Regions from separate parts of the Homo sapiens genome. Here region 2 is linked to region 1. A link is a loop called in an ENCODE intact Hi-C map of the cell type or tissue named here. Cell type or tissue: ovary. All regions are shown on one strand. Links, peaks and the distances in the headings refer to the core of each region. The heading gives the core; the rest is flanking DNA. Region 1 overlaps LINC01839 (long intergenic non-protein coding RNA 1839). Region 2 overlaps LINC02054 (long intergenic non-protein coding RNA 2054).

Region 1 (6,488 bases), core at 1,645-4,144:
CATCTCTGCACCGTGGCCACTGTGCCCATCATGCCGGCAATGGGCTGTCCAATGGCAAAGGAAGGCTGATGGAGGTTGACCAGGTCATTTTGTCTAGTTGGTTGTTCAGTGCCTGTCCGCAGTGGATGCTCTCTGGCAGCTGTGAACATGCGCTACAAAGACCTTCACACTTGGGCCCACTCCCAAATGTCCAGACACATCCTCCAGCCCAGACCTGCTGCTCCTCATCTTCCAGCCTTTTTCCTTCAGGTCCCAGCCTCCAACCACTCAGCTGAGCCATCAGCCACTACCCATGAGTTGTACATATCTTAACTTTGGGACCCTTCTCTTTCCACACAAAGGGGATGATTAGCTGCACCATCTGAAACTCCGCCTATTTATTGGAGGATTTTCTCCAATAATTTTGGAGAAATAGTTTCCAAAATTATTGGAAAATTATTCCAAAATAATTCCAAAACTATTGGAAAATTCCAAAATGATTTCCAATAATTTTTTCCAATCCACCCCTGAGTGAGGCTGCCATCATTTTTAGTTTGCACATACATGTGGAGCTGACCCATCTGTACCCCAAGTTCAGGCTTTTCCTCCCCGCTTTGGCTGGTTGGACAGGAACCCATAGAATCATGGGCATGAGCTGGGGTGGGGGCCCTGCGGCTTGCTGTCCACTCACTTCAATCCTGGAGGACGCACCTCCATCTTACAACGGGCTGCTGCTGAGCCTGCTTGGCCTTACAGCTTGGGAGGACGACGAGACCCAGCTCACAATGGGACCGACGAGACCCAGCTCACAATGGGCAGTTCTGGTTGCACAGTCACTTGGTCCTCCGTGGCAGTTTCTTATTTTATTTAATTTATTTTTTGGCATGTAGTCCTCGCTGCAGCTGGCATGGCCTTGCTAGAGATCTCAGAGGGCTCGCTGTGAGTCTCCCACCCGAGCCTGCACAATCGCCACAGGCGTCTTTCCCCGCCATTGATCTTTCAGCACCATAATATCTGCTGGGCCAGAGGTTTCAGGCGACAGGCTGCATCTGTAGATGACACAAGGCTACCTGGAGTCATTAGGGTAGGGCAGCCTGAGCAGGGGCTGCCACTTCCTTCTCAGGGGAAGCTCTTGTGAATGCAAATGGGGCATGTTAAGTCCTGGAAGGAGAGAAAGAGAGAGAGAGGGAGAGAGACAGAGGTGGGGGGGGGGGGGGCGGGGAGAGAGAGAGAGACAGACGAGAGAGACAGACAGACAGGGCAAGGGGAGAGAGAGAGAGGTAGAAAGAGAGAGAAACAGATGGGAGAAGGGGGGAGGGGGGAGAGAGAGAGACAGAGAGGGGAGAGAGAGAAGGGAAGGAAGGAAGGAAAGAAGGAAGGAAGGAAGGGAAGGAGGGAGGGAGGGAAAGAAAGGGAGAAGAGAAAGAAAGGGGAGGAAGAAAGAAAATGAAGTTGCTCTTTGTTAGATGCTCTTGTGTCGTTTAGGGTCTTTTTCTGTATACATTGCCCCAACTAACTGTGAGTTCCTTCGGGGCAGAGTTAGAATCCCAGCTCCTCCACCTACTAGCTATGTGATCCTGGGCAAGCCACTTCACTTCTCTGAGCCTTGGTGTCCTCCTCTGTAAAATGGGGATAATTTTTTTTTTTTTTTTTTTTTTTTTGGAGATGGAGTCTCACTCTGTCACCCAGGCTGGAGTGTAGTGATGTGATCTCAGCTCACTGTAACCTCCGCCTCCCAGGTTCAAGCGATTCTCCTGCCTCAGCCTCCCAAGAAACTGCAATTACAGGCGCGCACCACCACACCTGGCTAATTTTTGTATTTTTGGTAGAAACGGGGTTTCACCACGTTGGTCAGGCTGGTCTTGAACTCCTGACCTCGTGATCTGCCCACCTTGGCCTCCCAAAGTGCTGGTATTACAGGCATGAGCCACCATGCCCAGCCCCAAATGGGGATAATATTTTAGCCCACAGCACAGTGGTCTGTGAGCATTAAGAGAAGGAAAGCACCCCTCCCCACCAGCACAGTGTCTGCACCCAATCAGCACTCCTTAAACGCTGGCTAGCATTCTCCTCCCCTGTGACCCTCTGGCAAAAGATTCCCCACCCCAACCTCAGCGCCCAGCAAATCTGTGCTAATGTGCGAGTGGGTATCGATGAGTTCATATAACCCTTGGGTAGCATGTGGTTAACATGTGTGCGTTTTAATAGGGCTATTTTACAGCAACTCTAATGATGTGTGGATTGTCTGGGGGCCATGGGGGTTGTTTTCTCAAGCTATAAACTCACCGATGCTCTGCTCCACATTCTCCTCAGAGTCTCTACCCTACCTCCTCTGTGGCCCAGGGTCTGCCCACAGCTGGCCCCTCACAGGTGCCCAGGGCTGCAGGGTGTGTGTATGTGGCTTGTGTGGTGTGTGTATGTGTGTGTGTGTGTGTTGTTTGTGTGGTGTGAGTGTGGGTGTTGCTCATATGTGTGTTGTCTACTTGGTGTATGTATGTGTTGTGTGGTTGTACGTATGCGTGTGTCCTATAATTAAAGTCCCCAGAAGCAGGGCACCCTGCCTGGGTGCCACCTTCTCACCCCTCTCCAGGGGCTCTGAGCACCCCCCCACCCCCGCGACGTGGCAGTGGGCAGCACCTGTGCCCTGATCTTTGCATCTCAGCCTCTCGCCCAGGGCTTTGTGCTAACGGGTGCTCAATACGGTAGTGCTTTGCTAATTGGGAAAAAGCGGTCGCGGGATGTTCTTTCCAGGGCAGTGCTGCAGTGCCCTCTGGTGGATTTTCTCTGAACTTCTCTAGGTTTGAGGTTCCGCTTGTCCTTGACAGGTAAGCCGGCCCTGAGAATCCAACCGCCTGGCCTTCTTCGCTTTTGGTCAGCCCTCCGCCTTGCAGAGAGTGGGGCTCAGTGGGAGCTGAGGCTGTGTGAGGGTGAGGCTGGGGTCAGGCTGGGGAGGAGACTGATGTTGGGAGTCCGGAGGTACAGTTATTCCTGTACCTCTAGCAATAAGAACTGTGAGGTGGAAATGCCCATTTCAGTGATGGTGGAGAGAAACCAATGGAACCTGAATATAGGCAGCGACCCCTTAGGAAGCATCTCCTCCTCCTCTTCCTCCTCCCCCTCCTCCTCCTCCTCCCCCTCCTCCTCCTCCCCCTCCTCCCCCTCCTCCTCCTCCTTCTCCCCCTCCTACTCCTCCCCCTCCTACTCCTCCTCCTCCCCCTCCTACTCCTCCTCCCCTCCTCCTCCTTCTCCCCCTCCTCCTCCTCCCCCTCCTACTCCTCCTCCTCCCCCTCCTCCTCCTTCTCCTCCTCCTTCTCCCCCTCCTGCTCCTCCCCCTCCTACTCCTCTTCCTCCTACTCCTCCTGTTCCCCCCTCCTCCCTCTCCTCCTCCTCCCCCCTCCTCCTCCTCTCCCCTTCCTCCTCCTCCTCTGCTTCTCTTCCTCCTCCCCCTCCTCCTCCTCTCCCCTTCCTCCTCCTCCTCTGCTTTCTCTTCTTTTCAGGCAGAAATGCCTCCACAGATTCCCTTATTATCCATGTAGAAAGGGAAGAAAGACATGAATGCTTGTATGTCAGATATGTTACAAGTAACTTGTTTAAAAGGGGAAAAGAAAATAGGGGAAGAGATAAGAAACAAGACAATAAATCTAGAAAATCAGGAATGAGAATAAAGATAACAACCAGAAAAGCAACAACAACGCAGAGATAGAAATCAAAACAAAAGCGATCTCAGTAATCATGAATAGATTAAATTATCCATCCTCTGCATACGAAAATACGAATATTTTAAATTTAGCTATTTCTTGTTAATAAAGATGACACATAAGGCCAAGATTCTCTTATACTAGGCAAATACTAGCATATGCACATCCAATCCATCAGCAAGTCTTGCTGGCTCTGTACCCAAAACACATCCCAAATCCATCTTCCCTGCTAGCACCACTGCCCAAGCTACCATCATCTCTTGTTTGAATGATTCCAGGAGCTTCCCAACCCATCGGCTGGGTTCTCCTGTTACTCCCCTGTAATCCAGATTCCACACAGTAACACAGTGGGTTTCTTTTCTTTTCTTTTTCCTTTTTTGAGACAGAGTCTTGCTCTTGTTGCCCAGGCTGAAGTGCAATGGTGCAATCTCAGCTCACTGCAACCCCCGCCTCCTGGGTTCAAGCGATTCTCCTGCCTCAGCCTCCCAAGTAGCTGGGATTACAGGTGCCCGCCACCACACCCAGATAATTTTTTGTATTTAGTAGAGACGGTGTTTCACCATGTTGGCCAAGCTGGTCTCGAACACCTGACCTCAGGTGATCCACCCGCCTCAGCCTCTCAAAGTGCTGGGATTACAGGTAGGAGCCACCGCACCTGGCCCACAGTGTTCTTTTGAAATCAGAAATCAAATCACGTTGCCATCCCTGCCCCCTGGTTTAATGATACTTCATGTGGCCCCCATTTCACTTGACATAAAATCCAAAGTCCTTTCTGCAGCCTATGCAACCCTATGAGTGGGATGAAGGAATGATGCCACTCCAGAGGGCAGAACCAGGGCCAAATGACAGGAGTTGCAGAGCATGAACCTTGACCCAAGAAAGGAGGAATTTTCTAGTCATCAGAGCTGTCCAAGCTGACTTCGCGATGTGGAATAAGGTCCCCACTACAGAGAGGATGGAGCTGCAGCTGAGGGGATTTCTGCACAGGGTTGGCTGGAGGCTGAAGTAGATTTCCCTGTTGCTTTCCTGTAGGAGACTCTGTGCCTCTAGGAATAAGAACTGTGAGGTGGAAATGCTCACTTTGGTGATGGTGGAGAGAAACAAATAGAATCTGAACATAGGCAGTAGTCCCTTAGGAAGCATCAGCTTCTGCTTCTTCTTGATTACTTCTTCCAGTGGGGAGCTCAATACATGGTGGGCAGCCCTTCCTTTCGGTCAACACTTCATGTATTGGGCAGGCCAAGTCTGTCTGCCTCCCCGAAACTTCCTCATCTCAGTCTCAGTTCCTCTCTCTTGCAGAGTTCTAAGCACTCTTCCAAAAGTGTGCCAGAGATTGTGCTGCATGTTGGGGACATAAAGATGAAAAACGTGAACTCTGCTGTCAGGAAGTTCACAGACTAGAGGGAGCTGGCTCATTCATAGCAGGAGCGCCACGAGGACAACGGGGTATTGCAAAGGGCAGAGCATGCAGGAACTGGAGTGTAGGAGAGCTCAGCCCTGGCTGGGCATCAGCATTACCCAGGGAGGTCTGAAAACTCCCACACCCACGGGGTCAGAGTATCCAGAGATTGTGAGGGCAGGGCCCAGGCTTTGGGGTTTCTTTTTTCTTTGTTTTTTGTTGTTGTTGTTGTTTGTTTGTTTGTTTTTTGTTTTGAGACAGAGTCTCGCTCTGTTCCCCAGGCTGGAGTGCAGTGGCACAATCTCGGCTCACAGCAAGCTCCGTCCGCCTCCTGGGTTCACGCCATTCTCCTGCCTCAGCCTCCTGAGTAGCTGAGACTACAGGCGCCCGCCACCACGCCTGGCTAATTTTTTGTATTTTTAGTAGAGACGGGTTTCACCGTGTTAGCCAGCATGGTCTCGATCTCCTGACCTCGTGATCTGCCTGCCTTGGCCTCCCAAAGTGCTGGGATTACAGGCGTGAGCCACCGCGCCCGGCGGCTTTGGTGTTTCTTAAAGATTCCCAGGTAGTTAGGTGACTACAGTCATGGGCCCCTGGCTTAGTTGGGAAGTGCTTCATCTCTGAGACACCAGGATTCGAATCCCCAGTTTTGCCGCTTAACAGCTTGGTGGCCATGGATCTGCCTCTCTAGTCCTGTGAATGAGCAGGAGAAAAAAGAAGGAGGGAGTGAGAGAAAGGGAAACAAGGAGAAATAGTTTGAGCAGTGCACCTGGCCATAAAACACCAGGGCGGGGCTGGGGGTGTCTTTGCAAATGGTCACGTCACACCAGGCCTAGCTGCACCCCAGTACACCAGGCCACCAGTACAGCTGTGGCACCCGCTCAGTCGTCTTCCTTTGCGGAGCACCTGCTGTCAGGGTTTATTGCAGAAGGAGCCAAGATCACACCTTTATGTAGGCAACAAAATAAATCCTTACAAAACATGAAAGGATTTTTACAGCCACCCTATGAAATGGGAACTGAGTACCCCCATTACAGAGAAGGAAACGGTTACATAGTCTATCTAAGGCCATGTGAAATGAAGGACTGGACTGGAACTAGAATGCAGACCTAGCTCATACAAAAGCCTGGAATGAGTCTTGCATATCCACTGCCCAAGTGAAAAAGGAAACTATTGGCCGGGCACTGTGGCTCATGCCTGTAATCCCAGCACTCTGGGAGGCCAAGGTGGGCGGATCACCTGAGGTCAGGAGTTCAAGACCAGCCGGCCATGATGAAACCCTGTCTCTACTAAAAATACAAAAAATTAGCTAGGCGTGGTGGTGCATGCCTGTAATCCCAGCTACTGGGGAGGCTGAGGCAAGAGAATCGCTTGAACCTGGGAGGTGAAGGTTGCAGTGAGCCGAGATTGCG
Region 2 (6,488 bases), core at 1,907-4,406, 130 kb before region 1:
GTGGCGTGTGTGTGTATGTGTGTGACGTGTGTATGTGTGTGGTGTGTGTGGCATGTGTGTTTGTGGCGCACATGTGTGTATGTGTGTGTGGCGTGTGTGTGGTGTGTGGGTATATGTATGTGTGTGTGTGGTGTGTGGGTATATGTATGTGTGTGTGGTGTGTGTGTATATGTGTGTGTGTGGCGTGTGTGTGGTGTGTGGGTATATGTATGTGTGTGTGTGGTGTGTGGGTATATGTATGTGCGTGTGGTGTATGTGTATATGTGTGTGTGTGTGTGTGTGTCTTCCTTCACACCTGCAGCCTTGAGCCTCTGCAGGGAATTTCCAGTTTATGTTGCCAGCAACTAGAAGGCAGACTCTTTTTTGTATTCTTTCCGGGGCATAAATTGCAGCTGGTGATGAAATGTATTCAATCTCTCTCACTACTAAATCACATCGGACCACACAGATACTTGGCCTAGGTAATCCTATTAGACCTAAACCAAAGGGGCAGGCTTTCCCCTAGATGGATCATGAAGACGCAAAACCGTGGGGTGGGCTGGCAGGGTCACCCGAAAGTGAGGAGCACTGCCATCTGTTTTCTCTTCCCTCTTAGTGATAACATGAAGGAATTGTCCCGAACAAGTGCATTTCCCTTCGGTAGGCCTCACTACCGAGGCTATTGATCAGCTTACTCTATTACCACATCAAAGGAAAATGCCATCATGGGTGGCTCCGGCAGAGCATTTGGGTTCTTGGTGATTTTGCTAAGAATCTCTGAGGAGAGGCAATGAAGGCTCTTAATTGCATATTTCCTGTGTACTCATCCTTCTTCTCCAAAACAAATGACATTAGCTTTCTTTTTTTTTTTTCTTTTTTTTTTTTGAGATGGGAGTCTCTCTCTGTCACCCAGGCTGGAGTGCTGTGGCACTATCTTGGCTCACTGCAACCTCCGCCCCCTGGGTTCAAGCAATTCTCCTGTCTCAGCCTCCCGAGTAGCTGGGACTACAGGCGCCTGCCACCATGCCCAGCTAATTTTTGTGTTTTTAGTAGAGACGGGGTTTTACCATATAGGTCAGGCTGCTCTCGAGTTCCTGACCTCAGGTGATCTGCCTGCCTTGGCCTCCCAAAGTGCTGGGATTATATGCGTGAGCCACCGAGCCTGGCCTAACTTTCTATTTCAACTGCACAGAACTACCCATACGTGTCAGCAGGGGCCTACTTTCCTTCACATTAGGTTTTCACAGTCTTTTCCCTCTGCCTGGAATACCTGCTCTGCCTTTTCTGCTCCAGCTAGGTTGGCATATTTGCAGGTTTCAAATCTGCCTGTCATATTCCATCCTCAGAGCCTTTACGATGACTGTTCCGTCTGCCTGGAATGTTCCGCCCTGACGTTTCCGCATGGCTTGCCCTTCATTTCATTCAATCTCCACATTTCCACTCAAATCCTACCTCTCAGCCATCACTGTCAATTGCCCTCCACCCGAAGACCACCAGGATCCCACCTATAGTGGAGCACTTGGGGTTTATGGCTGGTTGCAGTGAAGGGGAACGCACGCCATGGGGCACTGTGGGCGTATCAGTGAGGGGGTGTCAGAAAGAACTTGTAGGGTTTGGGCTTGTTTCTGTCTAGTTCCATCACAGCCACAGAGTGGCCTTGTCTGATGTTGATGTTCTGTGAAACTGTTTATGTTCAACAGGAGAGCACCATGGGCCTGCAGTGAGTGCCAGGCCAAGGTCTGGACAGCAAGAACTGCTTTACTCTTCTTCACCACTGAATCCTTAGTGCATAGAACAGCAGCTGCAGGGAGGGTGGCAGGTGTCGAATGAAAACGTATCGAATGAATCGATCAAGTCTGTCTGCCTGGCAAATTCTTACTCCACATTCAAGTGCCCAGCCAGAAGCCCCTCTTCTGGGTGCCGTCCCTGACTCTCCTGGGCGGACCCTGATCTGGGCCCGGGCTGTGCCTGCAGAGTCTCACTAGAGCGGCTCCTGTGAGTCATGTCAGGGGGCTCTGCAGCCAGTCTCCCCACTGTGCTGCGAATGCCTTGAAGGCAGAGACACATCCCTTCCCTTAGAAGCCCCAGTGCTAAATACAGAGCAGGTGCGCCATAACTTTAGTGTGACTGACAGACCAGCTGCAGGCCCAGCTCTGCTGTGTTTGAACTGTGCCTCTGGCAGGGGCTCCAGAATTCTGTGTGTGTTCCCTGAGAGTATAGGACCTGTGGGCCACTGGGTGGGAAATCATTAAACAGGAGAAGCCCAGGCCCCAGCAGCCAGAGGGTATGTTTGTGAGTTTGTGATTCTCTGGGACACCTTCAGGGCCTGAGGACTTTGGCCCCCATGTGAGGCCTCTGCAGTGTGACTCCATCTGGGCCTGGCTCCTCCTCAAAAAATGCCCCCAACCAGGAGCGGTGGCTCACGCATGTAATCCCAGCACTTTGGGAGGCCAAGGCGGGCGGATCACCTGAGGTCAGGAGTTTGAGACCAGCTTGGCCAACATGGTGAAATCCCACCTTTACTAAAAATACAAAAATTAGCCAGGCATAGTGGCACACGCCTGTAGTCCCAGCCACTCTGGAGGCTGAGACGGGAGAATCACTTGAACCCAGGAGGCAGAGATTGCAGCAAGCCAAGATCGCACCACCACATTCCAGCTTGGGTGACAGACTGACTCTGTCTCAAAAAAAAAAAAAAAAAAAAAAAAAGACCCCCATCCCTGTCGCCCAAGGCCCAGAGGAGGCTGATGGAAGCCCGCAGTTTCCAGGAAGGGCAGAGGAAGAGGCAGTAAGAGCCCAGGCACCTCCAAAACAGGGGCCATGGGCGGGGGGCGGAGAGGGAGGAGGGACCTGGTTATCTGGCTCTATTCTCACAGCAACCCCTTAAGGTATATACAACTATTATCTTTATTTTACAGATGAAGAAACAGAGGCACAAAGAGGTTAAGTAACTTGCCTAGAGATACACAGCTAACAAGTGGCAAGTGGGATTTGGACTCAGGTCTATCTAATCCTCAAACCCATGTCCTGGACCCCTACACAGACTGCCCTCCCTCAGTCCTCTGTGTGGCCTCAAGAAGGGTCTGGACATTCAAGTTTAAAAATCCATCCAAAGAATCTATGGACCCAGTGGTCTCTGGAGTCAATGTTCTGAGGCTCAGAAGGGCCAGGCAGGAGGGAGCCGCCTCTACACAGTCCTGAGCAGAGTGGGCTGTGTCCCGGCACAGCAGGGGAGATCATAGACAGAATTCTGCCCTGGGCCCTATTTAAGTAGGACCTTTAGGCTGCCGGTGTCATGACCACAGGTCCCAGGTCTGCACGATTGGCTGTGTGTGGAAAATCTTCACTCCTTGCGGCCTTGTCCTTGGCAGAGAGCACCGCTGCTTCCTCTGATGGCCACCAGGGGGAGGCGCTCCCCTGGGAACGGTTTGAAGGGGAGCCTCACCCCACACGTGCCTTCCGTGGTACCCAGCACCAGCTGCTACCCATGGTTACCCACAGGCCCAGCTCTGCTCTGAGGAGGGAGGAGTGGTGGCGATCAGGCCTTGTCTGCATCCCGTGGCTGCCCCTTTCTTTTCTTTCTTTCTTTCTTTTTCTTTTTTTTTTTTTTTTTGAGATGGAGTCTCACTCTGTTGCCCAGGCTAGAGTGCAATGGCACAGTCTCGGCTCACTGCAACCTCTGCCTCCCAGGTTCAAGCGATTCTCCTGCCTCAGCCTCCCAAGTAGCTGGGATTACAGGCATGCGCCACCACGCCCAGCTAATTTTTGTATTTTTAGTAGAGACGGGGTTTCACCATGTTGGCCAGGCTGGTCTTGAACTGCTGACCTCAGGTGATCCACCCACCTCGGCCTCCCGAAGTGCTGAGATTACAGGCGTGAGCCACCGCCCCCAGACGTGGCCTCCCCTTTCAAAGAATAACCCTCAGCGTGTGTGTGTGTGTGTGTGTGTGTGTGTGTGTGTGTGTGACTGGGGAACACACGGGCTCAGTCTGTTATCCTGAGAGGAAATTCATAGTGAAGCATAAAAGCCCCTGAGTGGGCTGGGGACAGTGGCTCACACCTGTAATCTCAGCACTTTGGGAGGCCAAGGTGGGCAAATCATTTGAGGTCAGGAATTCAAGACCAGCGTGGCCAACATGGTGAGACCCTGTCTCTACTAAAAATACAAAACTTAGCCAGGTGTAGTGGCGCATGCCTGTCGTCACAGCTACTTGGGAGGCTGAGGCAGGAGAATCGCTTGAACCTGGGAGATGGAGGCTGCAGTGAGCCAAGATCCCACCACTGCACTCCAGCATGGGCAACAGAGTGAGACTCCATCTTTAAAAAAAAAAAATGCCTATTGGATTTTAATGAAACCATCTCTCCTCTTTTACCTGAATGAAAGCAGACATGGGACTTTCTACAGGTACGGCAGCCTCACAATTCAGTGCTGGACTTCCAGCCAAGACGGCAGAGTGGGCTCACGCTGTGGCCTCCTCTCTCTGTTCCAAACACACAGCAATCAGGAATAAAATAGAAAAAATGATAAACAAAAGGACATAGTTGGGCCCCAACCAAAATGGCTATCTCTGTGTACCACAAGCAGATCAGAAATGCAAATTGGTGACTGGGGCCAGGGGCCTGCTGGCCTCGGGGTCTGGAAACAGCAGTAGCTGCCAGACACAGAGCTCCTGGTAAGGGAGTTAAAGTGCTCCATGCTACAAAGGGGCCAACAGCCAGGTGTCTGGAAGCCAGGGCTCGGGGAAGGTTCCCTCTGCTTGTGAAAAGAATCGGGGGTGGCGGGGATGGAGTGAGGAAGCCAGCTGTCCACAAATAGCTTGGGGCTTGAGTTGTGGGAAGATGAGGACAGACTCTTGACTAGATGCTGAGCCAAGCCACCCTCTGGCTACGTGCTTGTAGCTGTGGTGTCCTCATGCCACAACAGAGTAGAGCCCTGCAATGCTATTGTAAGACCTCAACTGGGCCTGAGGTCCTAGCTCAGGATAGTTAGAGACAGAGTGAAAAACAGATGTAAAAACAAGGTGGAAAACCCTCCAACTCACTGTAAAGTTGTAAGCCAAAATAGATGAGAAACAATGGTAAGAAAAACAGTCAACAAGGCCGGGCGTGGTGGCTCGTGCCTGTAATCCCAGCACTTTGGGAGGTGAAGGTGGGAGGATCACCTGGGGTCAGGAGTTCAAGACCAGCCTGGCCAACATAGTGAAATCCCATCTTTAGAAAAAAAAAAAAGCAAGAAAGAAAAGCAGTCAACAGAATCACCATGTGGAATATGAGTTCACTGCAGATTAAATTAATTTTGTGAAAGTCTTACAAAGAATTAAAAATGTTTAGGATGCCAAAAATGGCAAATGAAGGCTTAATATCCATTGGAAATTAACAAGACATAAATGAAGGCAGATCAAAATGAAACTAGAACAAGTAGATGTGAAAAGAATCAATTAGAAATCTTAGAAATAGAAAGTTTGTTCATTAAAAGAAAGCTCAGTAGACAGAATAAATGATGCAAAAAGAGAATTATTGAGTTAGAAGACATTACTTAGGAATTAACATGAATACAATACACAAAGATTAAAAAATATAAAAGCAGTTATGAGATATGAAGGACAGCTTGCATGAAGGGCTATGTATGTCTAATAGGAGTTTCAGAGGAAGAGAATAAAGGGAATGGCAGTGAAAAATACATGAGGAAATAGTAGCTGAGAAATTTCCTTGGGGAAATTGCAGAACATCAAGGGCAAAGAGAATAAAACCTTACCATGGACCTGAGAAAAAGACAGATTACTTAAAAAGTAATTTCTGGACCTCAGCAAAGACTGAGGCTGGGGATGAGGGGGTAGTATCTTCAAAGTGCCAATTGGATTTTTATGCCCAGCTAACTTACAGTGGAAATTTAAGACAAAAGGGGCGTTTCGATACATGTAAAGTGCAGCCCCTCATTTAAAGAATTATTATAGGTTATACACTTCAGGAAGAAAAATGAACCAGAAAAAAAGGGGAGAGCACATGAAACACTGTTAAGCATAGAAATAGATAAAACATGTTGATAAATTTAAATGAGTGTTGACTACAACAGAAACTCCTTTATTTTTTATTTATTTATTTTTGAGACCGAGTCTCTGTCACCCAGGCTGGTGTGCAGTTTTGTGATCTCGGCTCACTGCAACCTCTGCCTCCCGAGTTCAAGCAATTCTCATGCCTTGGCCTCCTGAGTGGCTGGGACAGGCCTGGCTAATTTTTGCTTTTTTTTTTTTTGTTTTTTTGAGACGATGTCTTGCTCTGTCTCCAGGCAGGAGTGCAGTGGTGCTATCTCGGCTCACTGCAACCTCCGCCTCCTGGGTTCAAGGAATTCTCCTGTCTCAGCCTCCCGAGTAGCTGGGACTATAGGCACGCACCACCATGCCCAGCTAATTTTTGTATTTTTAGTATAGACGGGGTTTCACCATGTTGGCCAGGATGGTCTCAAACTCCTGACCTCGTGATCCGCCCGCCTTGGCCTCCCAAAGTGCTGG

The links. A loop is a pair of places that touch in the nucleus more often than their neighbours do. Peaks named below come from ENCODE experiments on the same cell type or tissue, not always from the same donor. Only the 100,000 strongest peaks of a DNase experiment are listed, where the experiment ranks them.
Region 2: a loop joins it to region 1, with 2.2 times the contacts of the local background. A loop is called at or near these places in 55 of 110 quality-filtered maps.

The regions. Positions count from the first base shown.
Region 1 is chr3:184,541,409-184,547,896 of GRCh38, forward strand. The region is part of intron 6 of LINC01839 (long intergenic non-protein coding RNA 1839); the gene reads left to right. LINC01840 (long intergenic non-protein coding RNA 1840) reads right to left here. Exons shown (of 2, transcript NR_046593.1): 2 at 5,306-5,769. Among named protein-coding and RNA genes, the nearest start is that of LINC01840, 12 kb to the right of the region's middle. In ovary, for the core only: a CTCF peak has its summit at 2,751 (motif pointing left); a DNase peak (open chromatin) is centred at 2,753.
Region 2 is chr3:184,414,647-184,421,134 of GRCh38, forward strand. All of the region lies in intron 1 of LINC02054 (long intergenic non-protein coding RNA 2054), which reads left to right. Among named protein-coding and RNA genes, the nearest start is that of LINC02054, 16 kb to the left of the region's middle. RefSeq lists an enhancer at 1,633-2,134. In ovary, for the core only: a CTCF peak has its summit at 3,387 (motif pointing right); a DNase peak (open chromatin) is centred at 3,385.